Regions from separate parts of the Homo sapiens genome. Here regions 1, 2, 3, 5 and 6 are each linked to region 4. A link is a loop called in an ENCODE intact Hi-C map of the cell type or tissue named here. Cell type or tissue: PC-9. All regions are shown on one strand. Region 1 has its middle 110 kb from the start of RAD51B-AS1. Region 2 overlaps RAD51B (RAD51 paralog B). Region 3 overlaps RAD51B (RAD51 paralog B). Region 4 has its middle 2.6 kb from the start of RAD51B-AS1. Region 5 overlaps RAD51B (RAD51 paralog B). Region 6 holds the start of LOC100996664 (a long non-coding RNA gene).

Region 1 (5,000 bases), 110 kb after region 4:
AGATCTTAGGGCCCTTGCTTGACTGGGCCTGGGCTGGAGACGTGGAGGCATCTGCCACACTGAGTCTCTGCTGCAGCCGACGGTGGGGGCACAATGCCCGTGAACCCCATGACCATTTTCTCTCTTCTATTTTCTTTCCTGGACACTCTGACAGTGGGGCAGCCAGCCTCCTTGGAAAGAACATGGGTGGGGAACAGAAACTGGGGTTGTAAGGTATGCCCCACGCACCAGGCTCAGCTCTCTCCAGGCTGATTTGGGAGCTGCCGGTGTGTTTAGGAAACATGCAAATGGGCTGCCAGGTAAAATATAGACCACCCAACACAATCTGGATTTCAGACAAGCAAGGAATCATTTTTCGGTATACATATGGCTCAAATATTTTATAAAACACACTTATACTAAAAAAAGTATTCATTGTTCATCTTAAATTTAAATTTAAATGAGTGTTTTCTATGTTTATTTGCAACATCTGGCACTCTATCCTCAAACACAAACACCCAGCCTGCCTCCCAGGACTTGGTCAAAGAGAAGCTCAGGCTGCTGCTATGCCTTTGATCTGGTGCACCTACGTTACATTCTGTGCTCCAGGAATAAAAGAAATCTCTGAGCTCCCTCAATTCACTGTCTGAGAAGTTAAGAAGTCCCTCCTCTGGATCTCCATGGGTAGTAATGGAGGGGAGGGAGAGAGGAGTTTGGTGATTTGAAAGCAGCTGGACAAAGGACTTGAAACAGAATACTAGGTGCTTCTGGGAGGCCCCTAGAAGCAGAAGTGACTTGACTGTAGACTCTTGAATTTTCAAGGTGAGGCCATGTGTGCAAAGGAAAATTGGTGGTGTCGTCACCAACATGGAGAGTCAAGAGAGCTGAATCTGGCATCAGTGACTGCCAGGAGACCCTTCTGGGCCCTACTGTGTGTCCTACCTCTTTACTCTGCACAGAACCATGGAAGGGGCCAGAGAAGAGGCTACTAAGGGTGGATGGGTAAGGCCAAGCAACTTATCCAGGTCCACACAGTGAGCTAGAAGGAAAGCAAGCCTATGACCCAGCCCCCTGAACCCTTGATATTTCCAGAGAGCTAGGTCTTGGGAAGGTCGAATGACACACCCATTAGCTATCCCTTGAGCATGCTTTCCTCCTTTGTCTTGTCACCTCTCTGTCTGCCACGTGTTGGAAGGCACATGGATCTGGGCAGGGTACCTGAGTCCAGACCACTTTCCCTGAAATTCCCTTCTGGATTTTGGGCTTCACCTTCCTGTGATCTATTCCTTCCAACTTGGTCTCCTTTATATCATTATAAGGGCCCTTTGCCTGTGAGTCAATATATCCTTCAAGGAGAGAGGCTATCCAAAGACATTCAGGACCTGGGGCTCAGGTGTGAAGTGTTGTCTGTTGTCTCTTTGCTTTATACTAATTGCATAGGAAGTCATGTGTGAGGTGGGCCGGCAGATTCTGAAACCTCCATGAAAGCTGCCATGTCATATCATCCATGGCGGGGAAATTACTTTCTTTCTCCTTTTTTTGTTTTTGTTTTTTTGAGATGGAGTTTCCCTCTTGTTGCCCAAGCTGGAGTGCAATGGTGCAATCTCCGTTCACTACAACCTCCACCTCCCGGGTTCAAGCGATTCTCTTGCCTCAGCCTCCCGAGTAGCTGGGATTACAGGTGCATGCCACCACGCCCAGCCAATAGAAAAGGGGTTTCACCATGTTAGCCAGGTTGGTCTCGAACTCCTGACCTCAAGTGATCTGCCCACCTCAGCCTCCCAAAGTGCTGATATTACAGGCATGAGCCACCGCGCCCAGCCATTACGTTCTTTATCTTTGCTTTTCTTTGCTTTCACTTCTGTTAGCAACGAGTTTCAACAGCCATTGCCACATAGTGTTGCATAGGCAGCAACGTGTTCGACAATGTGCTGTTGACAAGCACATACCACAGAATCAGGAAGACCAGTAAGTATTTCAGGAATTTGCCTGATGGAAATGACTCAAGTCTGGGGCCAGCATGAAATCCTATAAAGCAGTAAGGACACCCACCATTCTCCCTGATTTGAACCTACCCTTGAGGACATGTCTGACTCCATTCATTCACTTAATAAGTACTTATTGAGCATGTACACCACGGCAGGTAGGATTCTAAGTGCCGGGGACACAACTTTGAGAAAATAGACCAAGTCCCTGCCTTTAACTGTGTGTGTGTGTGTGTGTGATGAGAGAGGTGATAAACACAAATGTATCTGGTAACAATAAGTGCTATATAGAAAAATAAAGCAGGGGCTGGGCGCGCTGGGAGGCCGTGGTAGGCGGATCATGAGGTCCAGAGTGGGATCCAGGCTCAGTTGTGAGGAAGGTCTGAAGTGAAGGGAGCATGTTGAACCCTGGCTCATGGCTTGTGATTGAGAACACCATGCAGTGACCAGCCTAGGATTCCATTTTTTTTTTTTTTACATAAAATCAGATGAATAATGAGTAAAAGCACATGAATAATTTTACATTTGACTGTGGAAGCATCTAAACTAAAGGAGGGAGAGAGGGTTGTTCTTGGTTATTCCTTTTTGAGGCTGGGCCTTCATCTTCAAAACCTTCATCTTCAAAATGATTAAAATTGTAGACAAGGCCACAGGATGAGAAGGGTCCAGTGGCTTGGCTCTAGTTATCCTAGGGAGGGGCAGTTCCTTGGGTGTCCATGAACTCAGAACGTGCAAACCTAGTATTGCCTCCCAACTCTCTCCCGGACCCATGTGTCTCCTTTTGAGTTACAGTAATAATGGAGAACAACTGGGCCCTCTGTTTTTAGGCTAAAGGTCAAGACCAGAAAAGACTTGGAACCAAACTGGAAATTCTGCTTCCTTCCCCATAACTCCCTGTCAGCTTGTAAGCACCTTCTGTTCATCCAAGTTTTGGAGAAGACATTGGTCTTGTGTTCTGACAGACCCTGGCCTCCCAAGCTTGCTTTCCAGGGAATCTCAGCAAACCACAAACGGAATGCCCCTGTTGGTTCCGCTTTCATCTACCATTTTTTTCCTAAATAAAACACAATGAAATATTTTATCTTGATCTTGAAATACTTGCACACCAGGACCTGCTGTAGAAGATCCCAAGGTAACAGAAAGTTCATCAAAGAGCACAGACTCTGAGTCAAGAGGTGGAGCACCCAAGCTAGGTTCACCTCTGACCCCTTCCTTACTAACATCATGCCCCTGCGTGAGTCCAAACCATTTCTTGCCTCCAGTGCAGCCAAATGACAGAGGTCAGAAGGGTACCACTGATCTGATTGTTAAGAGGCAAAGATGACTCATACCCTAGAAGCTCTAAAGTACCAAGGCCTGGGTCCATCCCTAAGACTGTTTCCCTGCATTCCCCAGGGCTGGCATGCCTGGATGCTTTAGCATCTCCATCTGGAAACAAGACTCATTCCTCACTAAGTGCCATGGAAAGGCTGCAAAGACACTTTCCCTAGAACAAGGGTTTTAAGCTTTATGCATCCTCAACCTTCTAGTGGGGGCTTTACTTCTCATTCCCCAAAGCCTCAAGGTCCTCTGGGTTGGGGGTGGCAGGCAGGTCTGCAATGGTAACAATCCTAATCACGAAAAGGAGGAAGGTGTCCCCTGTGCTTATTTTTCTCCATTTGCCTTCTCCCTTCATGTTCATTCTCTTCCCTTTGGTGCCCTGCTCTGTGACCCCTGGGGCTGAGTGCTAGGAGCTGAATCACCAGCTTCCTTTGCCTCTAGCTTCCTTTTGTGTCCGGCAAATGTGAGGTACAGGCAGGAGGCTGGAGGTCAGGAGGGTGTCTCTTCCCCTGCTCCCTCTTTGCTCTGGTGCTTGGCTATGGCAGGGACTGTGGCCCTTGGGACCACTGCTCTCACCAGGTGGCCACCTCTATGCTGCCAAGACTCACCAGGCCCCAGTCACACTATTTCCTTTCTTTGCTCCTTTGGCTGAGGGCTGGTATCATCTTCCCACTATTGCTAGTTCCTGGGTGCCTCAACATTCCTGTTGCTGCCCTGAACCCTGCCCGTCCATCTATAAGTTGTGCCTTCACTACATTCTTCTTAGTCAAATCCTTTTGAAAAGAACTCTGTTTCTTGCTGGGACCCTGATTAATATATCTTTCTATATGTATTTCAAAATAAAAACTACCCTAAACGGTAAGGTAAGTATGAGGCTTTCTGACACTGACTCTTTTGAAGCTATGTTGGTGTCCAGAGGATGAACTTGGCTGCCAACTGGGGCATGAGCCTGGGTGCAGGGACTGCTGCTCCTGAAGCTTCTAGAATGAACAGGTCAGGGGCCCTGGGAGTTGCTGAGCCTTCCTCATTGGGAGAATCCCCATTCACCATGGGTGTGTGGCGTTGGGGAGGGAGAGGGGAGGAGATGGAATTATTTCACAATCTACCATGCCGCAAGGCTCTGGGATTCAACGGTCCATTTCAATTTTTCAAATGGGGCCTAAGACCCAGGGAAGAGGCCACAGAGCCCATTTCAGTCCAAATCAGCCAGACCCCAAACCTTTACAGATTCTCATCCTGGGGAAAATAAAATCTGGTGACTGCCAGAGAAATGAGGGGCAGGGGGAGCAGGGAGCAGGGAGGGAGCTTGTCATGTAAGCCTTGGCATCAGACAGCATTTGATTTCTGGCCCTACCATTTAGAAGCTATGAGAACTTGGGAAAGTCACCTAACCCCTCAGAGACTCGAGTCCCTCACTTTCCAGTTGGGAATAAATAAACTCCATATCCTCTAGGATTGTCGAGTCAGTATCTTTGACAGAAAACCCTGGCTGAGAAGCTCCCACTGAGGAGCACCATCTGAAGGGCTTGGCACAATGCCTGGCCTGCAAAAGGCATGCAGGAAATGGTACTTGGTATTATCTAAGTCCATCTCCATGGCTTCCCACTAGAGAAAAAGTCATTGTGGAGAACATACTTGGATGTATGAAGGCAATCAGAAAACCAGTCAATGGCGTGCTTTCCTCTTCTCTAACCTCAGAGTGGATTTGGATGAGAA
Region 2 (5,000 bases), 220 kb after region 4:
AGAGGCCTGCTGTTTGCTTTGCTTAATCTGGTGTTAAAATCTCTGCTCCTTTGTCAGAAAACACTATTTGCAATTGTAAAAAAAAATATTTACCAAGGAACTTGGATAGCATAAGTCAAAGGCTAAGAGCCAAAGGTCGTAGTTCTCACCCCAAATTTCGTGGACCTGAGAGTCCCCGCTGTGGAGCTCAGCTGCACCAAACAAACATGCCGCTTTGTGAGTCCATTAAGAAGCAGACATTTTAGAAGGGGAAGGAAAGGGAAGGCTGCAGCCTGTTCCTTAGTTAGAAGCATGAACTCTCCAGCCTGCCCTGCATATTCCCTGCTAGGTCTTTGCACTGCATTGTGTCTCCATGGGGAAATTACAGGGACTGCCCTGTTTCATAAACCTGGGAAAAATATTTAACTTATAAATCCTTCAGGGCAGGACTTCTCCCATGGACAGCAGTGACAATATGCTCCTCTAGGGTCAGGCCAGATATTCACCTAAGCATCTCTGTGGTTGGGGTCTCCTGCCCCACAGCAGAGGACAGATGTATATCCTGAGCACTTCTGTGCAGATCCTTCCTCATCCACAAAGCAGTTTTGTACATCTGACATTGTGGGCTGACTCTTCTAACAGTGCTGGAATTTACCCCTTCATGTTAATTGCTTTCTGGAAAGACCTGTAATCGGGTGCCTTTCCTAACCACTGGCGTATCTAGCATCTGAGAATGAATCACCATTGTAGATCAGTGAGTTCCAGGATGTGGCCTCAGGGTGCTATACCCTAAGCAAGAACTCAGCTCCTTCTAAGTCCTGGGCTCACGTCACAAGGTGCAGGTCCTAAAGGTCTGGTCCCCAGCAGGAAGACCATGTCAGGACAGGACAGGAAAAGGAAACAAGATAACCAGAAGGAGTCAGGGAAGTAGGGCTCATGGAGCCATGACATTGTGCCCCAGAGGCTGCCAACCCAGATGGTTCTTTAGCTTGTTAAGCAAGAAGGCTCTGGGGCAGCACTGGCTCCTCACCTCCACACTGGTGTCAGAATCATTGCCCACTTCATGCCATAGGATCTGCAAAGAGGAATGGGGTGGTAGCAATTCCGAGCTTTCTTGGTTTGATCCTCATGTTTTGATTGTCTCATTCTGTTAGGAAATTCTGTAGGTCTCCTTCGGCCCTACCTCAATCTTCTCTGTCAAATTCTTGCCACAACTGCCGCTCTCTTGCTCTCACTAGGGTAAATATCACTGGCCAATGCATCTTGGTTTTTGATTCTGTCTGGAGCTAGCTTCTATCAGAACCATAGCACTAATTACCACTAGCAATGGGCAGCACTGAGCATAAGCTTAAAGAAATGGCTTAATCCAAGGATCTTACCTTGAAGAACCAGGCCTTCCTCCTTGATGGTGTAGACAAATGAGGTGAAGGGAGCCAGAGGGGACTTGGCAATAAGAATCTGCACATAAAGCACATTTTTCTAGGGTTAGTCAAAGGATCAGGGATGGGCCTCTATTCACTCCCCTTCCCACTTTGAGACAAAGTGGTAACATAGGACTGTAAGTCACAAGGCTTATTTAAAAAAAAAAAAACCATTTTATAACCCAATGTTTAAATGAGTGTTATCCTTTCAAAGTGGTCACCTTAAAAGGCTGTATGCTTATTCCAACTATTCTGTCATCAAATGCCATATTCTTGAATCAATTCTTCTAGAAATAAGTCTCATTATTTTATAACACATGCTTAAATAGCTACCTTTCTGCCCAAAAATAAACCTAGCTTGATTCTCTAATTTTATTTATAAACTTAGCTGTTTTACTAAAAAAATTCAAAGCTACCTTTAAAAGATTTACTATCACTGCAAATATTCAAAATAACTTGCGAAAGGCAAAGCAATTGAAGGTTTCTTTGTTGGCCCTGGTCCTTCACCAAACCCTCTACTACGTGACTACATTTTCTATTACTTAAGGTGTAGAGCATTTCCCATGGCCCTTGATTGTGGGTTTGGGCATATGACTTGCCAGGTGGCATGACATAGGTTGTGCCAGTTCCCAGCCGAGGCCTCAAAAAGCCTCAAGTATTTCTAGTTGTTCTCTTAACGTTTGTGCCATTGTCAGAGAAAAATATGTCCATGCTAGTCTGCTATCTCAGAAGAAGGGCAATAGATACCTGAAACAGAGTTGGCCAGGAAGGCTCAGGCTAAAGAGTTGACCCCTAGAGACCCACAGATACACAAGTTAAATATCACTGTGTGCCTCTGAGATTTTGGTAGTGGAGTCATGAAGCATTAGTGCGTGCAGCAAGAGTTAACTGATATACCAGCCAAAATATCAAAAAATGTTTTCAGCAATGGCATTTTCCTAAGACAACACTTATTTTAAAGGAGATGGTTATTTGATCATTTAAAAAAATCAGTATCATTAAGCCATTATCACATCTCATATGGTTCTACAGAACCTCTAATAATTAGTAGATTATTTTATTATAGTATTTCTACTGAAGAAGATTAATTATCAGTTTCCTGTTTTACACATTAAAACATTATCAGAAACAAAGACAGTTTGAACACTGAACCGTGTAGGTAATCAGGGAGGCAAGAGAGAAGGAAGAAACAATTTCAAATGATCAAAAGGCTTATATATAATATCTTGGCCTATCTTAATTCAACAAATATTTGCTGTCAACTATGAGAAGTGGTGGGAAAATGTGATGAAAAGATCACAGGTTTTAGTCATAGGCTTGGAATCTAGCTCTTCCACTGATTGGCTAGGAGCCTATGGCAGAGCCTACAATTTTCCTCTAGCAGCCATTCCCCTTCTTCCCTTTAGTAAATAACTCCCCAAGTTTCCACATTTCTCTGCTTCTTTTGCAAGTAGGTGTGGCTATGTGACCAAGCTTTGACTAGCAGAATGTGAGTACAAATGATAGGTAGAAATTCTGGATTATGTTTTCATAAGAAAACTGCGTGCCCTCCACTTTCTCTTTCGCTCTTCCCAAGGCAGGAACCAGATCCAAGCAAATGGGTGTGGACAACACTCTGGGGATGACAAGGCAGCATGAGAGAGGGAAGCTGGGTGGCTTCAGAGAGCATCAGTGTCTCCCACTCGGGGTCACCAGTCCTCTCAGGGCAGAGCCACTTGGCTCAACCACTGTATTTTGACATCTTTGATGCTACAGTGCAGCCTGAATTCTAACCAAAACTGTGACTCTGGACAACCTAAACTTGTTAAGTCTCAGTTTCCCCACCTGTAAAATGGTGATAAAAACACCTTCCTAAGTGGCATTATTATGAGGATTAAATTAAGTATACAAAATACCTGTCACTGTGTCAAACACAAAATAAGTTCACAATAAATAATAGGAACATTTCCAACTAACCCATCACATATGGTTCCCTTAACCCTCACTCACCAAATAACAATATACTTGGCTCCTACCAGAAGAAAGTCTCCAGTTGAGTTGCAGTAATTTTTACAAATGTTCTAAAGTTATTTAGATACACTAATTCATCATTCTCAGAACCAATGAGAAGAAAGTATAGGTGGGAATTTACACTTTCATGTCAAAAATATCTCATTTGAAAATTAAGGTAGATTGCTTTCTGCCTGAGACAGTTCGGAGATGGTTCAATGTGAATTTATTTATTTATTTATTTATTTATTTATTTATTTATTTATTTTTTTTTTTTTTGAGACAGAGTCTAGCTCTGTCACCCAGGCTGGAGTGCAGTGGCGCAATCTCGGCTCACTGCAAGCTCCACCTCCTGGGTTCACACCATTCTCCTGCCTCAGCCTCCTGAGTAGCTGGGACTACAGGCACCCACCACCACACCCAGCTAATTTTTTATATTTTTAGTGGAGACGGGGTTTTACTGTGTTAGCCAGGATGGTCTCAATCTCCTGACCTCGTGATCCGCCTGCCCTGGCCTCCCAAAGTGCTGGGATTACAGGTGTGAGCCACCACGCCTGGCCCGGTTCAATGTGAATTTTAAGGATATCCCTTAGAAGGGGAATGGCATGGTAGAAGAAAAAACAGTGGTTCTCGATTTTAATGTGGGTTTGCATCACCTATGGGTCCTGTTGACCTACATATTCTGATTCTTTAGGTTTTGAGTGGAGCCTGAGAGAGTCTGCATTTCTAACAGGCTCCCAAGAGACGATGATGCTGTGGTTCATAGACTACATTTTGAGTAGCCAGGTTCTAGGCAATTAGCCTGATTGAAGAGTCTAAGATGGAGAAGCAAGAGATGGGAGATGTGGGGCCAGTTAGGAAGCAACTCCAATAATTCAGTGATGAGATGATAAGGGCCTAAACTATAGCTGTGCCAGAAAGAGTGGTAAAAAAGGAAATGGATAAGATAAACGTAAATCCTTTAGATCAAATAGCAGTAAAAATAAACTAAACATATAAAAAAATCTCAGATCTTTGTTGTCTGTATGTAGCAACTAGACATGAAACCAAAAGGGTGTAAATAGCAATAAATAAAGTATCATGCTATATTTTTAAAAATATTACCCTTTTTATTTTATGCACTGCAGAAACTGAGACCCAGAAAAAAAGAATGTAATATTTCAATGAGACACAAGAATGGCATCTGAGCCTAAGCCTTCCAACTCTGTGGTGCTAACTCCACCTTCTAATAGCCAGTCTATGAGCAAGCCCTGAACCCCAGCCAAAAGGATCTCACACCTGGAGGGACCTCTCTGCCGGAAATCAAAGAGTTCGGACAGGTCACTGATTAATGCACTGTCCTTCTGGAGCAGGATTTATAATGAGTCATCAAAAGGATGATCTGTGTGCAGTCAGAAAAAAGGAAGTGATAAGTTATGTCAGATGAATTCCATTTCCTTTCTTTGGAAAAGAACTTCCAGAGTGATAGATCAGAGGGCTAGCACCAATAAAAAATATCTGATTTCAGCAAAAAATGTGACAAACTCTCTTGATAGCCTTCTGGATAAAGTGAAGATAAGTTGAGCTGGGTGCTAATACCATTAAGTGGACTTGTGAGTGACCAAAAGGTCA
Region 3 (5,000 bases), 540 kb after region 4:
ACACTGTTAAGATAATGAATAGACAAACCAAATATTGGGAGAAAATTTTTACAAAACACCTATCTGATAAAGGACTTGCATCCACAGGACTCTTAAAACAGCAATAAGAAAACAAACAATCTGATTTTAAAAATGAGTAAAAGATCTGAACAGACACTTCTTCAAAGAAGTAACACAGATACCACTACACACCTGCAGATCCTCCTCAACTTACAGTGGGGTTATGACTCAATAAGTTCTTTGTAAATTGAAAACTCATAAGTCAAAAATAAATGTAATATACCTAACCTACAGAACATCATATCTTACTTGGCTTAGCCTATCTTAAACATGCTCAGAACACTTCCATTAGCCTACAGTTGGACAAAATCATCTAATGCAAAGCCTATGTTATAATAAAGTGCCAAATAACTCATACAATTTATTGAAGAGTACACTGCACAGTACTGATTGTTTACCCTTTGACCACATGGCTGACTGGGACTTGGGGCTTACTGTTACTGCACAGTATCACGAGAGAGTATCGTAACACATATCACTAGCCCAGGAAAAGATCAACATTCAAAATTTAAAGTATAGTTTCTACTGCATGCATATTGCTTTCACACCATTGAAAAATCAAAAAAGTGTAAGTCAAACCATTGTAAGTTGGGGAACATCTGTATCAGAATGACTAAAATCCAAAGCAATGACATCGCCAAATGCTGGCAAGGATGTGAAGCAACAGGAACTCTCATTCATTGCTGGTGAGAAAGCAAAATGGTACAGACAGTTTGGCAGTTTCTTACAAAGCTGAACATACAGCAATCCTATAATCTAGTGATTCCACTCCTAGGTATTTGCCCAATAAAAAAGAAAGCATACCTCTTTTCAAAAATTTGTAGTCAAATGTTCATAGTAGATTTATTTGTAATAGCCATAAACTAGAAAGAACCCAAAATATCCATCAACAGATGAATGGATAAGCAAATGTAGTATATACATACAGTGGAAAACTACTTTGCAGGAAAAAGTAATGAAGTACTGATACATGCAACAACATGGATGAATCTCAAAATAAATTGGAGTAAAAAAGCAAGACCAAAATGAGTTTATACTGTATGATCCATTAATAAGGAACTCTAGAAAATGTAATATAATCTATTGTGACAAAAACAGATCAGTGTTTTGCTTATGAGGGTAAGGTAAGGAAGGGTAAGAGACATGGATTGCAAAGGTCATGTAGAAACATTTAAGGATAAAAGACATGTTAATTATCTTGAGTGTGGTGATGATCTAATGGGTATGTAAATATGTTAAAACATCAAATTGGACTAAATATGTGCTGTTTATTGGATGTCAGTTATAACTCAATAAAGCTCTTTTTTTTTTTTTAATTTCCCTTGCTTTATCTTTTTTGGTTCCATGTTTCACTCTCACAATAATTCCTTCCAGCTGTGTTGTAATCTCCTTCCGTAAGAGTTGTTTAAAATATAAAGAACAACTTCTTCATTTACCATTATATAAAAATATTTATTGAAAACCTAATGTATATAAGCCAATGAAGTGGGCACTTGAAGGGGATACAATTGGGCATTATAGAGATAGATATCAGATTACAAGGGATAAATAATACAGATGGTGATGAAATCTAGTGACAGATGCAGTTTACTAGAGTATAAAAAGGCTCAGGGAATGATTAAACAGTAAAGCAATTATTAGGTCCATGAAGAGCTCTTGCCAGAAAGTTTTTGGAAATGGCCAGGTTAATGTGTCAGAATTTCAAGCAGAATATAGAAGTTCCCATAGACAGGTCCTTACAGGTAAATTATTTTATATGTTCTCATTTATTAAACTGAAATACATTAAATCTCAATGTGAGGATATGAGCATAGAACTAATTTTTAAAAGTAGATTCCAGGACACATGTATTCATAGTATGTCTTCTGTAAGAAAAGTACAGAAACACATAGTCCCAGTGTCATCCAATTCAACTATTTCTCGTAGGTTTATAGATCTCAGTTGATGTTTTTAAAATACATCAACTTTGGCACTCTCCCCTCAAAGGCCAGGAATCTCTGGCTGTTATGCCTCAAGTGGAATAAGACTCCCGGAGAAATTCTTTTGCCACCACAACTATTTCAGTGTGGTTCTAAGTGGCGAGTCTCAATGCTTGCCAAATTCCTCTGGTCTGATCCCATCTGGATGAACCCAAAATACAGCAAAATAGGACCTTCTATTTCCTGGTCATATTTGATTATCCAATATCCCTCCAGAATCATGCCTGCTTTTTATCTTTAAGCAATCATTGGCCTAAGGCTCTTAATCTAATCTAAGACATTGTGTACAAATAGGCACAAGGAACACCCCCTCCCAACACTGCTATACTTTCACCTTTACTGAAAAAACAATTTAAAAAAAACCCTAAGAGTGTTCACAGCTTTTACTTATGTAGCCATAATTATGGGCCAAATTATATGAGCCTCAAAGTCCCCTGACAATTAATGGTTTCATATGAAGGATCCACTACGTGTTAGGTACATAGTGCCTCTTTCTAATTGCACTTAACTTCCGTTTAAAACCTAAGCCAGGGTCCTCTAATAGAGAAGCAAAATTCTGTCTAGTTCCTTAAGGTCCTTCCCTCTAATTCAAACTCAAGGCATTCCAGTAAGCCAACAACACCCAAGCAATTTGAGAGGCCCTTAAATGAAATTCCCCTGAGTCACCTCCTGCGACGATTCTAAACTTTTTTGTGGGGGAGGGGGCCGTGGGGGGGAAACAGAGTCTCAGTCTGTTGCCCAGGCTGGAGTGCAGTGGCGCCATCTTGGTTCGAGCAATTCTCCTGCCTCAGCCTCCTGAGTAGCTGGGACTACAGGTGCACGTCATCATATCCACTAATTTTTTGTATTTTTAGTAGAGATGGGGTTTCACCACGTTGCCCAAGCTGGTCTCAAACTCCTGAGCTCAGGCATTCCGCCCACCAAGGCCTCCCAAAGCGCTAGGATTATAGGCATGTGCCACCACGCCCAGCCTAAACTTTCTTTTCTTGCTCTGGCCTTTGCTAAATCCATCTTAGCTTTTGTTTCCTAACTCATTCCACCTCCCCACACTACTAGTTAAATAATGTAGTCCTTATTCCTTTTAACAACAGTCCTGGGCCCCTTTATATTGAACATAACTTCTACCTATACTCAGACCAAGTACGTATAATTTCACACTGAAGCTGTTCATCACATAGTTCAGTAAGTTTCAGAAAAACACTAAAAATCCAAAGTTTCTAAAAATGTAAACATAATATTCTACATAGACTATATATTCTAGATTTATCTAATAGTGTTTAGCCAGATGAAAAGCAGGGGCCAAACCCAAGTACTCTCCAAATGTCTTCTTTGGGTGAGTTCAACTTGTACAAAAGTTCTTGGATAGGATGCAGATGCACTGCAGCTAAGTACAGAGGAAAGCCATAAAGAAAAGGGAAATGTATGAATCACAATCAAGATATAAATAACTTTCAGTAATTCATTTCCAGACAATTCACTCAATTCACATATTAATACTGACTTCAAGAAAATACTACTGAACAAGAGAGGCTCAGAATACCCAATAATGAAATACCTATTTTAAGTTATTATTTACACATATCACATTTTTCTGTGAACAGCAGATTTTTATAATAACTTATTAAACATAATATGTGTAACAGGTACTTTAATGTAGGTTATATAATTTAATACCCACAATAACCATAAAGTATTCTTGTTACTTTTGCCATATAACAGAGGAAAAAACAAGTCCCCAAAAGCTTTGGTTCCTTGCCTAATGTACCCCGCCCGTAGGTGGCAGAACAAGATATTCAAACCCAGATCTATCCAGCTCCAAAGCCTGTGCCCTTTCCAGTAGGATGCAGTCTCTGATGGAGTTCTCACTAGTGCTTTGGAAAATTCCTGACACATGGAGCACAGGTGTTATAATGGAAAACCACTAGACAATGGGTCAGAAGACTTGTCAGCCTGGCTGTGGCATGTGTGTGACCTTGGTCTAATCATGTTCCTTCTGCAGGCTTTTTCTCATCTATTAATATAAAATAGGGAGTTTGGATAGTTAATATTTAATGGCTTTTCCAGCTCTAATGTTTTACCATACTGATTCTATGAATTGTAGACAATGCAAAAGCATGTAATAAGGAAATGAGTAATAAAAAGGTTAACTGGGTATTTGAAACAATATAGCCAAGCAAGTCAAAGATTGAGGAAATTATACAGGCAGAAATGGAAAAAAATGGCTTTGTAGTGTTATCTTCCCAATATGAATAAAAAAGACTTTATATAGTATACAAAAAGGTAAACAAGATCCCATCAAAAAAAGAATTTTAGCAAACAAATTCATCTGTTTGAAGTTAAAATCAATTAACATTTTAATTATTTTAAATAAAACACAAAATACAGACATGAGAAAACATAGACAAACCCCAATACAGATATGCTTTGAGGTTTTTTTGTTTACTAGCTTCTGAAGAGGATATGGAGTTCCTTTTATATAAACAGAAATGTGGGTTGGCACTGCCAGGTATAGGGCAAGATAGTTAACGAAGTTTCCAGAAAGAGCAGCAGAGAACAACTCATTGTATCTCAAAAAGCTCTACTCATCAACAAAAGACAATGCTCTACTACAAAAGACAATGACTGTGTGAGATTTTAATCTTGTTTTGCTTTCCATATTAAGGCCACAAAGTCAGTCTGTGCAAGCGCAATAACTTAAAACCTTCATAGTACATGGTGTTCCCCTATATTGAGCCAAGATTCTTCAATCAGGCTTCCTGAGATTCTTCCTTGATTTTCTAAAATGATGACAACCAAGTGCCTCTTTGCTCAGCCGCCCTCACTAAGAGCCAATATGAGACATATGCAGACAAGCTCTGTGGGGAAACAACACAGGCCAGGGGTGAAAGTACACCTAAGCTAGTTCTCCAACAGCTGGGGCTAGACAGACAGCAAATGACCAAGAGCTCTCTGGGCCTTAGG
Region 4 (5,000 bases):
GCCTGTCCACCCCTGCTCTGTCTTTTATTTGCAGAGGAATGGGGAGGCAGGTAGGGAGTAGAGGATAGGAGTTGAGAAAGTAAAAACTTGATTCTCTAGAGCTTGGTCCTCCCATTTCAGACAGGCCAGAGGAGAGGGTCCTTGCCAGCCCCTGCTCCCCTCTGACTCAGGAGTGCTAAATTCCGGGGAACATATTTACTATGCTGTTGGGCTGGCCTTTGCCTGGCATGGGTTCTGGCTCAGTGGTTTCAGACACAAACACTCAGGATCAGCTTGGTAGCCTGGGACAGGGGTGCTTCCTGAGCCCCCCAGCACCTCTCCCTACCCCCTCCTCATGGAATCAGGAGCCCATGTCCTCTGGAGGAGCTCCTCCACTTGTGACTTCCACTCAGACCCTGGCCTGCCTGGGACCGAGCAGGGCCTCAGGGGTCCACCCTGGTCTCCTGAAGCCTTTCCGGTGTCAGAACAACTCACCTACAACTGCACTCCTCAGCAGGTCTCAGGCAAGGAGGCAAACTAAAGAAATCACAGAAATCACTTGCTTTTAGGCTTCTTTAACTTGGCGTAATGGAGGGCGACCCTCTAGAAGTTGGGGGGCTGTCACTTCCCACCTCCCTGGGGGATGTGGGGAGGTGGGGACAGAGGACCCTCAGCAGGGCCCAGTGGCCCTCAGATCTGCTGCCCACTTTGCAGTCATCTCTGATGCCTCCTCCTTGCTCTCCTGCCCTTGGGGTGGCCAGGAGGAGGGGGCTTGCTCTGTGCTTTACTCCCCCCTCACTTTGAACCTCCACAGTGCTGGAGCACGTCATCAAGCTAAAGCAGCAGGGGCTGGCCAACCTCCTGAGCTCCATTCCCGACTGCAAGGGAGGTGGGCTTTGGAAAGGAGGGTGGGAGTCGGGTTCACAAGGTGCCTGCTTGAAAGCAGAGCCAAGTGGCATTACGAAAAAGGGGCTGGCCAAGGGGAGATACCGTCAACCCAAGGCCCCAGAGAGAAGGAAGTGATGGGGGAAAGGAGGAATTGCAGGGTGTGGGGTCCACAGAGAGGAAGACAGGAGAGAAAAGATGGAGGGCGGTTGGCAGGGAGGGAAGGGAGTGTCAGAACCAACTCCTGGTCAAAGCAAGTGAGGGTCAAACTTAGGTTGTGTGAGATGTTGCTGGGAAAAAAATCTGTGGTGGTGGTGGGGTGTGTGTATGTGCACATGCATGCATAGGATCCTGTGTCCAGATACACACACACACACACACGCACACATACACACACACCCAGGGGGAGCTACAGGGTAGGCCTGTGCCAGAAACTGCTGCATTCTTCTCAACCCTAAAGCCAAGGCTGTCTTTGCAAAATGCTTTCTCATTACTTGCAGGCACATTTTCCTCTACTGCACTCGGCTCTTGTTTCTATGCGCTGCTGCAGTCAAGGCTCTTTCTCCCTCCTCCCTCAAGCAGCTATACATACACAAAACACCTGCATTTTATTAATGCTGCCTGGAGCTGGGGCGGGATGGAGCCCCCTCTGCTCTCACCGCACCCCCTCCTCCTCAGCCATGCTCAGCGAAGCAAAACGCAGGGGTTAACCCTGTGTAGCTGGGTTTTTGTCCCAGAGACGTAGTCCCCACGAGGGGTACAGAAAAGTGCAGAAGAGGGGTCCTGTCCCCAGGACAGTTGGACAGACATTGTGGGAACCCCCGCACTGCCCTGGCACCACACATGCCTGGCCCCGAGCTTTTGGCCGAATTCTTGTTTGGCCCCAAAACTTTTCTCTCGAGGAGATGAGGATACCATTCTGTCTTGAAAGGAATCCTTGCGAAGCTGTAAGAGAAACTCCGAAAGGATGGCCCTGTAAACATCTCATCTCTCTGCCTTTAGGAGCCATTGGGACTAAACAATTCCAGAAAAATAGCTGCTTTTCTTTAAAAAAATATTTTAAATTAGAAAAAGCACAAAGAATGTAAAAGTGGACCGTAATCTCATCAACCTGGCAGCTTTGTTAACTTTGTTTTTAAACGCAATACATACACATTAGAAAGCATAACACGAAAATTTAATTTCTCTCCCCTCAAGTTACAGTTGCTCCTGTCAAAGGTAATGACTATTAAGAGTTTCTTGTGTGTTCTTTCCTTCCAGGGAAATAACTTGGGCATACAGTGACATCTTCTTTTTTTAATTAAAAATAAGTCTGGAATTCTTGTCATATCAGCACATGGAGATCGCCTCTATTCTTTGCTTTTTTTTTTTTTTTTTCTTGAGACAGAGTCTCACTCTTGTCACCCAGGCTGGAGGTCAATGGCGCTCTCTCTGCTCATGGCAACCTCCGTCTCCAGGGTTCAAGTGATTCTCCTGCCTCAGCCTCCCCAGTAGCTGGGACTACAGGCGCCTGCCACCATACCCGGCTAATTTTTTGTATTTTTAGTAAAAACGGGGTTTCATCATGTTGGCCAGGCTCGTCTCAAACGCCTGACCTCAGGTGATTCACCCGCTCGGCCTCCCAGAGTGCTGGGATTACAGGCATGAGCCACCGCACCTGGCCCTCCTTCATTCTTTTTAATGGTTGTGTGGGAATTCACGGTATGGCTGTACCATAGTTTATTTCAGCAGTGTCCTAGTGAGGGACCACAGGCCACTCCCAGTGACTAAGTCTTGCAGACATTGCTGCTATGAGGATCCTTAGACATATGCCTGGAGCCGTATGTGTGTGAGGATAACAGCAGAATTCCTGCCAGTGCAATTGCCGAGTCAAAGGATATGTGCATGCAATGTTTGGTCTCCTCTTTTTTGAAAAGGGCTGTTTCTTTTCCTGCCCTTCTCTATTTTTTTTTCTACCAGGCAAACTCCTACTTACCCATCAGAATCCAGCTCCAATTTCATCTCTGTGAAGCCTTCTCTGGTTGCTCTGGGAACCAACCAGCTCCTTCTTCCATGCTTCCTTGGTCCCTCTTACCAAGTCTTACTGTAGCCCAACGTTCTTTTTTGTTGTTGTTGAGATGGAGTCTCGCTCTGTCGCCCAGGCTGGAGTGCAGTGGCGAGATCTCGGCTCACTGCAAGCTCCGCCTCCCAGGTTCACGCCATTCTCCTGCCTCAGCCTCCCGAGTAGCTGGGACTACAGGCGCCCGCCACCACGCCCGGCTAATTTTTTTGTATTTTTAATAGAGACGGGGTTTCACTGCGTTAGCCGGGATGGTCTCGATCTCCTGACCTTGTGATCCACCCATCTCGGCCTCCCGCCCAACTTTTTTTAGGTGTTTCTTCTCCATATGAAATCATGATGTGAGGACATCGACATGCCTTCTTCTGGGGGCACAATGCTTTTGTCTTTAAAGTTTTCTTTGTGCAGTTCCACTTCTGGATATAGTATTGAAAGGAGGGACAGATATTTGTACCCCCAAGTCCACGGCAGCATTATCCACAATAGCCAAAAGGCGGAAACAACCAAGTGTCCATCACAGATGAATGGATGAACAAAACGTGCTACATGCACACACACACACACACACGCACGCATGCACCTGCACACGCACACACACACATGCACCTGCACATGCACACACAATGGAATAGTATTCAGCCTTCAAGAGGAATGAAATTTTGACACATGCTACAACATGGATGAAACTTGAGGACATTGTGCTAAGTGAAACAAGCCCGTCACACAAGAACCCTGCGTGACTCCACGTATGCAAGGTACTTAGAGTAGTCAAAATCATAAAGATGAAAAGGAGAATGGTAGTTGCCAGGGGCTGTGAGGAGGGGAAAGAGGAGTCAGTGTTTAATGGGCACAGAGTTTCAGTTTGGAAAGATGAAAAAGTTCTGGAGAGAGATGACGGGGAAGCTTATACAACGATGTGAATGTACTTAATGCCACTGAATTGTACACTTAAACATGGGTAAAATGGTAGCTTTTACGTTAGGTATATTTTACCAGGATAAAAAGTTTTTTGTGTTTGAAAATATACCCTCTAATAGACTCAGAGTTGCTGACAGGCCCTCTCCATGGGTTGATGTAACCGTCTCCTTACCTCAAGACGAGGTTGACCCATCCAAGATTGGAGGGAACTTATCCTATTTTCAGATTATTTCCAGGGAAGGGAGCCCATGACATTATTAGGCAATCTTTTCCAGTGTCTCAAAACCCCAGACATTCTGGGTACCAGACCTTTCCTGCTGCACCTGAAGTTGATTTTCCTTGGTCAGTAAGTGCTTTGTCAGGCCACAGACTTTTCATGCACTCAAAGGCTCTAGTTACACCATCCCTAGCGTAGATCTGATGGTGCCAAGTAACAAGCCAGCAAGTGGACTTTGGAGGCCCAGCAAGCCTCCCTGTCTCACAGGCTTCTCATCAGTATAATGGATAAACAGTGCGAGGCTTGGATTCCTAAGCAGTCCTGGGACACAGGCCCCGCCAGGCCCTGGCAGGTGAAGAGCCTACCATTTCTCACTTCATTTAGGATGTATAATAGTTTGTTGGACGCTAGAACTGTACCCTTTCAGATCTGTGTCTTTACTTTTCAGCTGGAGGCCTCTTGCTGACAGGGTAGCGTTTCCCAAAGACACGGGAGCTGAGCTGGTGAGTCATTTCAACAGCCCTTACACTCTCCTCTGACCAGAGACCACATGACATATTAATCAGCTGCTTGAAAGGTATACCTGGCAGGCATGTTTCCTGCAGCCTGGAAGATGCTGACCTCGTCAGCTTTGAAACATCAAAGGGCTAACAAGAGAACAACAGGCTGAGAAAGACCTCATCACCTGGGTGCCTGTTGACCGCAGCCTTGTAAGGCCCAACACAGCTGAGATGTGCTGTCTGGAGCTCGGAGGAAGTGGAGCTTTTTCTGCTGTGAGGACCCGCCTTCAGCCCCCTTTTGGGGCACAGGAAGGGGAGGGAGTGAGCCTAAATTGTGGCCCCATGCTTAGTGACTCAGATGTTACTGCTACCACAAAGGGAAATTCATGTGGGGGTGGACATCTCCAGAGACCTCACTCACCTGTGATTTGGGGGATAATAG
Region 5 (5,000 bases), 440 kb after region 4:
ATAACCCTCAGCTCTACTCTCCTTTTTTCTTCTGTTAGACCCCAGACCCTCAGGTATCTGGTTTAAGCAGTCATTGAGATGTAGGTATGAGGCCCTCAGTGAATTAATGCCGGTTGTCCTGGGGCTGTGAGCAGGCCAGGGCAACACCCATAGGCCTGTTCCCAGGGGATTTAGGGGAAGATTTTACCTATTTTGGATATGCTTCTTTTTCTCCTTAAAACAATAATAGCACTACCATTGTGTTGTTCATTTTGGAAACACAAATCCAAAGAATTCTATAATATTTGAAAACATCTACTTAAAGGAATTGATGAAATTGTGATTGTTTCCCTTAAAAGTAAACTGTATAGCTTGATATCTCAGGCATTATAGTAAGAAAATTAAGCTTCTTGACTCAGAAACAAATATAGAAACAAGCCATGACTCATTTTTACCATCATTCTATTCCAGAAACTTAAAAGCATAGCCTGCATAGTGAAGATCCACATAAAAATGCAGGCACATTTGCTGCAGTGCTAAGAGCAGAAGATATCAATTAATTAGAGAAGTGTAAAAATAAAGACAGGACGAATGAGGGGGACTGGTAGGGAGACAGGAAGAAGGAGTGACAAACAACAGCAAAAATATCTTAAATAAATAATTCAGAATGGATGCTAAATACAAAAGTGGGAGCCAAGCCAGACTAAAGTTCAGATGCATCTAGGGTTACTTTGTGCAACACATTTATTCACTAAAGCGCCAAAGCAGCTATTAGAGGAAACAATAAAGAGGCCCTCTCCCCTGGAAATTTGAGTCCTGCTTTGGAATTTTTATGACATTTCTTCCTTAACAAACAAGAAGGTCTCACCACCTTCCCCTGGCTTCAAAGCCTCACTATGGCGGTGGCCTGAGATTAATATCCTTGGTCTGATTTATATATGTTGTTTGAGGTATTTTCAAAAGTCATGTAGTTTATGAAAGAATTGCAGCTCTAGCAGGCAAACAAATAAACAAGACCCCCATATCTCTAACCTACAGGATTGCCCTGATTACCATGACTCACTTGGTCATTTCAACAATGCCCTTTCATGTCACCAGGGCTGTGTGTGCAAAATTAGGACACTACCTGGACCTCCAGCTAAACACTAAAAAATACTCTAGGATTCCCAGTCGGAAAGTGGTGAGGGTGTGATGTAAGTATGTGTGTAAAACTATAGTCCAGTTGGTTTTTGTTTTATATAACAAGTGGGTTCCTGAAAAGTCAAGATTTAAGTACTTTTTTTTGTAGATTAAAACATTTACAATTCACATCAGAAGCTCACTATTTAATGAAATCCGATTGTGGTTCCAGTTACAAAGAACGCTTTTGTAATTAAAATACAACCTTTTTGTTTGATCGATTTTATACATTCAGACTTGGTTTTACAGGAGTTTCTTAATGTAGGGTATACTTAGAGTATTATTACTAGTTGGTAAGTATTGTTTTGTTTTAATGCTATTCTTTTCTTTTTCAGCAAAAATCCAAAGAAGTATTTCCGCAGCCCAAGTTCATACTCTTCACAACATGAAAGACAGAACTTGCTCTGCTTTATTTAGCTTAGTGTGTCCTGTGGCATGTGAGGCATCCAGGGTAGCAGACACCAGCAAATTGCTAGGAAGAAACTGAGAGGCAATGACCCACCGACTGCACGGCAGTATTTCCAAACCGGTGACAGAGCTGAACCAGGATCAGACTGCTCTTTAAAAACACCTGTTCTGTAAACCTGAGTTAGTGAGGGCAGCATCTTCCAACTGACTCAGCCCAGCCACTGCTGCCCCTCTGCCAGAGGGCCTGGTGCCATTCGGGCAAGGACTCAGGTGCCTTACCCCCAGACCCTTCATGACCCACTGCCACACAAAGGCGAGGGTGCCAGCACCAATGGGCACATCCATCCCAATCTGCCATTTCAAAGCAGCTGCCTGCAGGCTGTGTCCGCCCTCTGCTAGCAGAGTGCAATGGGGCAGAGAAATTAAAATCCAGGGGAGCTGGGGAAAAAAGAAAGATGGAAATCTTAAAGACAGTATCTTGGAAGCATACGTTTTAGAATCACTGCAGCCAGTTCCCTGTCAAGAAAATATTGGCCTTGTTGGTTGGTCCAATCTCATGTAGCCACAGATGGTTTTATGCCTCACTATTCAGATACCCACTCCCCAGAGTAGTGAGAAACAAAGGATGTGGTGCTTTGTGGTGTAGTTATTCTGCCACCTAGTGTTACATGTAAAAACAAACAAATAAATTAAAAAAAAAAGGCTATGTTAGAAGAGTAAAAGTAGAATCATGAACTTCACTAAACTGCATTTTTTTTTTCTTTCCAAACATGAAGATCCTTCACATACAGTGGCAGCCTGGGGAGGCATTGCCAACAATTACAACAGCCCTTCTCATTTGAATTGAATGGAAGGCCAAAGAGCATGAGGTCTGAAGTTTAGGATGTGAAGGAGAAAAGAACATAACCTCAAAAACCCAATTTTAATGATATTTAAAAGGCCTATTCCCTCCAGGTAAGGTAAATACCATGAATACAATAATACAAACTGGAACTGGACAAGGAAAGTACAGTTTCTGTCCTGAAGAAGAGAGGAAAGAGTAAACAGAAAAAATGTGGATTGCTTTTTAAAGTATTATTACTTCTGCAACTAACGCATTATGAAGTAATAAAATGAGCTATGGGCTTGGGGTGAAGGTCTGAGTGTGAGTCCCAATTCAGTAGCTTCCTCGCTGTGCTGGTGAGTTGTGCAATATCTCTGAGCTTCGATTTGGTGTTCTGGAAAACAGCTGTACACTTACACACACATTCTTCCTCCTTTTACAACACTGTCCTGAGGATCAATTAGAAATGTACATGAAGGCATTTTGTAACTATAAAGCGCTTTGCAGCACCCTGAAGACCATTTCCCTCACTATATTGTTCTCTTTTTGCAGTTATGTCTGCCATTTATATGTATATGGCTTTCTGTATTTAACTTGTCCTGGAGTGCTAGTGATCATTCTTAAATAAGTGCTTTCAGGATTAAAAGAAGTATTAAATAGGAAAATGTGCAAGTATGTCATGCAACATATAAAAAATCCCCCAAATAGACTAATAAAGAATTAGCATTACAGTTTAAAATTAGATTATTCCAAGTGTTTCTCCTTAAAATTATGTTCCGTTGAGAATGATAAGCCATCTTGGTTAGTTGTTTCTACTAAAATTAGTATATTCATGAAAGTTCTTAAAATTACAGGGAATCTGAACTGAACTTTCCTTCTTGTGGGCAGAGCCTTCCATTGTGATAAACCAGGCATCAGGAAATAGTTTTTCATTTCCGTTCCTGCACTAACTAGCTATGTAACTTTAAGCAATTTCAGTTTCCAAATGGGCAAAAAGTAAGAGGTAAACAAAATAACCATGCCTTCCAGTTCTATGATGACAAGTTGTTGTTCTGCTTTTGATAGCAAAATTTAAAGACAATTCAAAATCCGTGATAGACTAGCTATAATGTAATTTTCAGAAATGTCCTACAAGTTACATACATTTTTTTTTTCAAGCTGAAGTTTTATTTAAAATGTAAAAGAAATGTTCCCCCAAAATGCTGGTGAATAAAGCAAAAGGATACCATACAGTGCTCTCTTCCTACGAGTTAGCCAGCCTATCCAAGCACAGGGCAATATACAGTACTTAATGCTGGTAGAATTTCACAGTAGTTTAGTGTTAAAGATTATCTGTGCCTAGATTATGAAGAGATTCTCAGTGTGTGATGTTTAGTTCAGGGTTTACTTCTTACTGGGCATGAACAAGAGCCCCTGCTCTTCAGTCACAGGATAGAAAAGACAGCATTAAGTGAGATGGCCACTGTAGCATGGGTGTGTTTGTGTCCTTTATCAGAACTTAGAGCTGCTCAGAAACCACTGCGGGCTAAAACAAACAGGCTACAAGAAAGTGCGTACCCAGCCACCTACCTGGCCTTTCAAAATTGCAAAGAAAGACTTTACTTCCACTTAGCTCTGAAAACACCCTTTGCTCTTTTTAGTAATATTTTTAACAATGCCAAGAAAAGAACTCTATTTATCCAGATTTCCTCTCTCCTTAGAAATGTCAACATTACTCAGGAGTATAGCAAAAAACAGCCTGGAGTTTTCATGATGTGAACGTGAGACCAAAGTCACACTGAGGAGAGATTAAACTTGGAACATGATTGCCAGTAAAGAAGATAACTCCTGCCTAGAAAAAGCCCAGCTGGTGACTTCCGTTACAGAATTCACAACCACACTGGGTTCACAAGCCCTTCTTCCCACATGGAAGCCCCCTTTTCTTAAATGTCCCAGATTCTCTCTCCTTTAGATTGATGCCAGTGCCTCTTCTCATAAAAGTGCTCAGCTTTGCTCCATCTCCCTGGTTTGTACAAACCCTGGCATATTTTGGCCTGGAAGATTTAGCCCTTTTCTTTCCCCTGTCTACTGGAACTTCTATCCTTTTTTGTCAAAAAGATTTTTTTTTTTCAAGGCTTTCCAATAATCTGCTGGAGGCCACAGAGACAGATCTAATCATGGTTCTCATCAATCTTTCTCCCATGGCCAAACAGAGCCAGGAGGCTTCATGGAATGGTGCTGAATTCTTTTTTCTCCCTCAAGACGTACTTCTGTCCAGGGAGTTAGGGCCCACTGTGTGTTCCTGGGAGCTAACATTTCCTGGGGAGTGTTTAGGGATTTCACATTTACCCTAAACAAAATAACATATAAAACTTTAAGTCTAAATTCCACAGAGCTTTTTAAAAGGAGGGGCCTTGTCTCTCCTTGGCTTACAGCAGCCCTGAAGGCTTGTTGTATCTCATTCATTTTGGCCATTTTCCAGAGCAGCTGACAAACTGAAAATAAGCACACTGCTGTCTCCCCTCCTTCACTCCCCGCACTACCTTCCCCGGCTCCTGACAACCACCACTCCTCACACCCACAGATCCATGAGGGTCAGGCCCATTCTCAGAATAATGTGGAGGTGAACCCT
Region 6 (5,000 bases), 61 kb after region 4:
TCTTTTAGTTCATGACTAGCATGTTAGAAGGGACCAAACCTGGTCATAGGGACAGGAGGCTTGGCCTCCAGGCTCGCCTCTGCCCTGTCTTTCTGAATGGCTCTGGACAAGTTCCTTCATTTGCAAAGTTAGACTGTTGGTCTATGGTGGATTAGCTTTAATACTCAAGTATTAGAGTATTGGTGAAATGTAACAATATGTGAAATGTGAAAATTATAAAGTATGATTAAAAATAAATATCTTAGGACGTATGTATGCTTTTTGCAGCTGGGGAATGTAAGTCCGACCCTGGGATTTATAACAAACTACCACAGAAGGAGGACTCCTGGGCTCCCAGTCAGGCCTCAAACAGGCATCACAAAACGATAAAGCTATTTGCTTCTGAATCCAACCCTCCCAAGCCAGTTCCTCCTTCACCTGCCCTGGATGGAAGGGCAGCAATTTCCCTTCAAGATGCTGAGGGTATGAAAGCTTTGTTCGCAAGCTGGGGTATGAACACCTCCTTTTTAAGAATAAACGTTAAGACCAAGCACACACTTTTCAGAGCTGCTAACGCCCACATTTTGTGTCTAGCTTTGGGTTTCCAAGACCCAATGTGAAATGCAGTGCTTTCTCTACCTTTAAAGAAGAAAATGGGAAAGAGAGGTGGGTTTTGGGGTTCTTATTTTGCAAACCCCCTGGAGACAATGCAAAAACTCCTCCTCTGCAGCAGCAGGTAAACACCTGAGCTGGGAAGGAAAGCTACCTGGTAGTCCCAATGAATGCCAGCAAGACAAGGGCAGGGAAGAGGCGGGGCAGCTTCTCTGTCAGCTGAAGGCTTACTTTTGTTTGAACAATGTCCCAACCTCAGGAGGGAGGGACAAAACCAAGAATGGTGTGATTTCCCCTGGGGGCCACTGCTAAAATGAAGTTGGGCATCGTGTGGGGCTGGAAGCTGTGGCTGCAGGAAGCCAGGGGTGATGGCCTTCCTGCAGCCGTCTCTCGAGCCCCGAACTTGCGGGAAGAAAGGACTGCCCCCTTCCAACCCGTTCGGGTTGGTTTGCGCTGGAACGCCACGCTTTTCAAAGTGTCTGAGTGATAGGTACTTTCTAAATATGTACAGCGATGGCCTGATAAGCAACTAAGCGTCTGGCTTCGCGGGTTCATGCCCGAGGCTGTGCGGTCGGGGGAGGCTGGGGGCTCAGCCGAAACCTCAGCTCCTCCTTACAGGCCTGGTTTGGAAACGGGCTGTACACTGCTGGGGGCCCCACTTTCCAATGTTTACTTCTGAGATTGGAAGAAGAAGACAAGAAACACCTCCTCACCCCCTACCCTCTGCCTCCACGCCCGCGACTCAGCCCAGGTGACCCAAACGGCAGAGTCAACTTGGCGCAACCGGAGCGTCCCCATCGCGCCGGCCACCCCCAGCCCCCTTCGCCCCTCGCTTGGCCCCACAATGCGCCGTTGTGCCGCGCCTGCCGTCAGGCCGGGGATTTGGAGCAGGGATGGGGGGAATATTCGTCAGATATTTAAAACAGAGCCGAGAGAACAAAGCAGGCCTTTGTGCAGCAGGGCGGCCCGGGAGCTGGGAGCCGCCGGCCCCCAAGCACTGTGCTGGGCCAGGAGAGTGCGCATGCGCGCGGCGACCTGTGCGCTCGGGTTCTGTGCCGGCTTTTACCCCAGGTAAGCGGGGCGCTGCGTTAACCCCTTCCCATCCCGCGCCCCGGGGCGGCCCGAGGCAGAAGCTGGCTCTAGTCTGCTGGCTGCTGCATGTTTAGCCGAAAAAAGAAATAGTCATCTTCCATGTTTCTATAGGACACACAGCTCAAGATAAAATGATACACCACTTGAGAACCCAAATTTTCAATGACTGGAAAGACTGGGACACTTGGGTCATGTAAAAACCAAGACATTTGGAAGATGCGCCATCTTCGGATGCTAGAAGATGGAAACTTTTGATAGGCGTGGGCTTCTTCCGCCTTGTTTATGCTGGGTGAACGGCTCTTTCATTTTTCTGTTCACTGTCACTTGGAATTTGGAAGACATACTGGTTGTCGTCAAGGGCCTGGCTTTTGTTTTGGGTTGTGGGCTGACTGGATGGTGTTTATTTAAAAAAAAATAACTGAATAGCTAAATACAAGTGAAGTGTGCATGGTACAAAGATGACATTGTGTCATGAACCAAGAAATGTATAATTAATGAAATTTTATGCAGAAGAAAGAAAGAAGAGGAAATTAGTAGCTATTTAAATACATTGTGTTGTTGGGGAAGGAGATAAGGTTTCTGAAGTAGGGTAGACTAGGAGTGAGTTGGGGGGAGGTGGCATGTGCAAAGTACCCCAGTTCTGCTTTATATGGACAGTGATTGCACCCCATAGGTAATGGGGACTGGCAGACAGAGGCTGTGGGAAGCCAACGGCAGGCTTAGAAGTGAGTTATTGTGCTTGAATTATTCAGATGGGTGAGAAAGGCAGTCCCAACCAGATGATTTCACAGCCTTCCAAACGCGGCTCCTGGAGCATGTCCAGTGAGGTTAGATGGATCTCCCCCATCAGACAAGTCAGGGGGAGTGCAAGGACTCAAAGGAGGTCTCGTGACTTGTATGCTAGGAGTCTGCAGTAGCCCACCCTGCTCCAACTGTGGACACACATCTGAGGAATTTATGGCTTTCTTTTTCCTTCATAGCTGAATAACCTGGTGGTCACAAGAAAGCAAAGGGATTTTTATGTGACATCATCTTGGCAAGAAGCTCCCTTACCAACCTTGACCTCCAGGTCTCCATGGCAACTGCTGCTGGGACATCATTGGCACCAGATTGTGTCCCTTAAAGGCCACACTGCAGCAAGGGCAGATAAACAATTTCATGGCAACAGTCACGTAGCAATCTCATTCTTAAATGTGGGCTGGTTAGTTAGGATGATGTAAGTGGTTTTTTCCACTCTCTTCCGCATTCTGACTCCAGAATTCTGGGCCTAGGACATAGTCAAAGAATGTACCTTGGGGTATGAGGTAAGAAAACAGGCTGGGGTGGGACTTGAAGAAGTACCTTCTTCTAGACACAGGGACAGATTCTTTTTCCTTTCCCAGTTGAGAGTTCATTTTCTGTCTCGGTTCAACAAAGGCATGTTATCTTTATATAAAGGAAGCTGTAATAGACAGTCTCCAAGATGGCAGCCTTTAGTTCTTTCCCTCCTCAGATTCATGAGCTGCTTCTCACCTCTTAAATCTGGTCTACCTATAGTGACTTGCTTGACCAACAGAATATGCTAGGAGCAACATTCTGGAACTTCCAAGGCTTGGTTGTAAGAAGCTTTGCAATATCTGCCTGGATCTCTTAGAACCTTCAATATGGGACACTTGCTCTAGAAATCAGCCACCATCCTGTGAGAAGTCCAAGCCACAGAGTGAGGCCAGAAATAGTTGCTGCAGTCAAGAGCCCCAGCTGAGCTCTCAGCCAACATTCAGCATCACTGCCAGCCATGTGAGTGAGTGATGGTGACCTTGGATGTCCAGCTCAGTAGAACCTTCAGATGATTTCAGCCCTAGCCGTTCCAACTGCAAGACATCCTGAGTGAGCTGAGCCCAGTCAACAGAGATGTGAGAGATAAAAATGCATTGTTTTGAGACACTAAGTTTTAGAGTGTCTGTTGTGTAGCAGTAGGTAGTTCAAGAGGAATGAAATGCTAGATGGGGTATGGAAGATAGGAGAGGACCTCCTGATAGCTCAGCTACTTTGAAAGGCTTTATTTATCAGGATTTTTTGCCCCTGCATCCCACCAACACCATCCCTGCTTTCTGAGCTGTGCCTGGCACACTGCACCACACAAACCTTGCACTGCTCACTAACTGTGCCATGTATATAAGCCTCCTCAGCCCGATGGTGGACACCTTGAAGATAGGGACCTATATGATTTGATTCCTACCCTCCTTAGCACTGACAGATTTGTCAAGCTGTTCCAGTGGATAAATACGGGGGATAACTGCTGGAACAGCATCTTGAGGTGTTTATATGGCTTGGCTTCTGATCTTTGACATTTGATAACTGATGAACATGCTATTTGGGCCCACCCAGGAGCCAGCCACACCATGGGGGAGTCTGAACCTCACCCACACTGTGGCCACTCAGGGGAAGGAGACCAGGGCCAAGAACGCAGTTGCTAACCTCCTGCTTAGATTTGCTTCTTGCGGGGCAGCCCTGGAAACCCAAAGAAGAGCTAAAACTGTGTGGATGAGAGAAAACCTTCAGAACCCATTCATAGAGATACCAGGAGCAGCTGAGAACCCATTGTAGGAAGGACACATGTTCAAGACCTCCCCCATCTGCCCATCTAGGGACATGGATGTTTAACATGCTAGGGTCAGAAGTGGGAACATAGGTCAGCTTGAGTAGAACCTGGTGCCTGTGCAGGAACCCTGCCTTCTGTGGGCCCAGCTACTCGGGAGGCCAAAGAGGGAGGATGGCTTGGGTCTGGGAGGTCGAGGCTGCAGTGAGCTATGTTTGCACCACTGCACTACAGCCTGGGCAACAGAGTGAGACCCTGTTTCATAAAAAATAAATAAAAATAGAAAGCCTGGCGAGCCCAGTGTCTACTCAGAGCTTAGGAGAGAGGGAGGAGAAAAGCAGGATGAGGGCAGCTTGGGAGGCGGTCCTTCATTCTGCCAATAAACATTATTTTGTGAATCAGGCCTGGCTTGAGGCACAGCGTATGCAGAAAAGTTCAAGGGAGACAGAGTCCCTGCTCTCAGGTAAAATGCCTGGAGGAGTTGTAGCTCCGATACACATCTCACGACATGGGCAGAGCTTGGCTGACCATGGGTGTAGGGGAGCTATGGCCTTCCCTCCTCATTATATCCCAGTCTTCCAACTTTGTGAAAGACCTGGAATTCCCATGCTATAAGGTGGTATGAGTGTGGGCACTAGGGCTGGGACTAGTCCAGGTCCCAGCTCCACCACTTATTGGCTGTGTGACCTCGTGCAAGCTACTTAAACTCTCTGAACCTTTAGCATCTTATCAGTAAAAA

Evidence for each region. Peaks named below come from ENCODE experiments on the same cell type or tissue, not always from the same donor. Only the 100,000 strongest peaks of a DNase experiment are listed, where the experiment ranks them.
Region 1: a loop joins it to region 4, with 7 times the contacts of the local background. A loop is called at or near these places in 7 of 110 quality-filtered maps.
Region 2: a loop joins it to region 4, with 9 times the contacts of the local background. A loop is called at or near these places in 9 of 110 quality-filtered maps.
Region 3: it touches region 4 in a loop (12-fold over the local background); 3 of 110 quality-filtered maps call a loop at or near these places.
Region 5: a loop joins it to region 4, with 6 times the contacts of the local background. A loop is called at or near these places in 21 of 110 quality-filtered maps.
Region 6: it touches region 4 in a loop (9-fold over the local background); 10 of 110 quality-filtered maps call a loop at or near these places.

The regions. Positions count from the first base shown.
Region 1 is chr14:68,574,946-68,579,945 of GRCh38, reverse strand. It overlaps a transcript of RAD51B not described here. Among named protein-coding and RNA genes, the nearest start is that of RAD51B-AS1, 110 kb to the left of the region's middle. RefSeq lists an enhancer at 3,373-3,542. In PC-9, a CTCF peak has its summit at 2,151; DNase peaks (open chromatin) are centred at 1,915, 3,125 and 3,685; H3K4me3 peaks cover 1,175 bases; H3K27ac peaks cover 4,172 bases.
Region 2 is chr14:68,464,609-68,469,608 of GRCh38, reverse strand. RAD51B (RAD51 paralog B) reads right to left here. Exons shown (of 11, transcript NM_133510.4): 10 at 1,359-1,437. Among named protein-coding and RNA genes, the nearest start is that of RAD51B-AS1, 220 kb to the left of the region's middle. In PC-9, no CTCF peak of the experiment used is centred here; DNase peaks (open chromatin) are centred at 8, 728, 2,808 and 4,668; H3K4me3 peaks cover 1,093 bases; H3K27ac peaks cover 5,000 bases.
Region 3 is chr14:68,144,179-68,149,178 of GRCh38, reverse strand. The region is part of intron 7 of RAD51B (RAD51 paralog B); the gene reads right to left. All of the region lies in intron 2 of LOC105370546 (a long non-coding RNA gene), which reads left to right. Among named protein-coding and RNA genes, the nearest start is that of RAD51B, 330 kb to the right of the region's middle. In PC-9, no CTCF peak of the experiment used is centred here; DNase peaks (open chromatin) are centred at 2,178 and 2,648; H3K27ac peaks cover 2,705 bases.
Region 4 is chr14:68,685,515-68,690,514 of GRCh38, reverse strand. No RefSeq gene overlaps it. Among named protein-coding and RNA genes, the nearest start is that of RAD51B-AS1, 2.6 kb to the right of the region's middle. RefSeq lists an enhancer at 4,738-4,787. In PC-9, no CTCF peak of the experiment used is centred here; DNase peaks (open chromatin) are centred at 2,594 and 4,624; H3K4me3 peaks cover 428 bases; H3K27ac peaks cover 3,780 bases.
Region 5 is chr14:68,245,802-68,250,801 of GRCh38, reverse strand. All of the region lies in intron 7 of RAD51B (RAD51 paralog B), which reads right to left. Among named protein-coding and RNA genes, the nearest start is that of RAD51B, 430 kb to the right of the region's middle. In PC-9, CTCF peaks have their summits at 1,982 and 2,185 (motif pointing left); DNase peaks (open chromatin) are centred at 781 and 2,181; H3K27ac peaks cover 3,085 bases.
Region 6 is chr14:68,625,014-68,630,013 of GRCh38, reverse strand. It overlaps LOC100996664 (a long non-coding RNA gene), which reads left to right and starts at 1,227. Exons shown (of 2, transcript NR_135816.1): 1 at 1,227-1,662; 2 at 2,664-4,487. It also overlaps a transcript of RAD51B not described here. RefSeq lists a silencer at 1,519-1,568. In PC-9, a CTCF peak has its summit at 2,161; DNase peaks (open chromatin) are centred at 863, 923, 1,523, 2,843 and 1 weaker place; H3K4me3 peaks cover 2,553 bases; H3K27ac peaks cover 3,716 bases.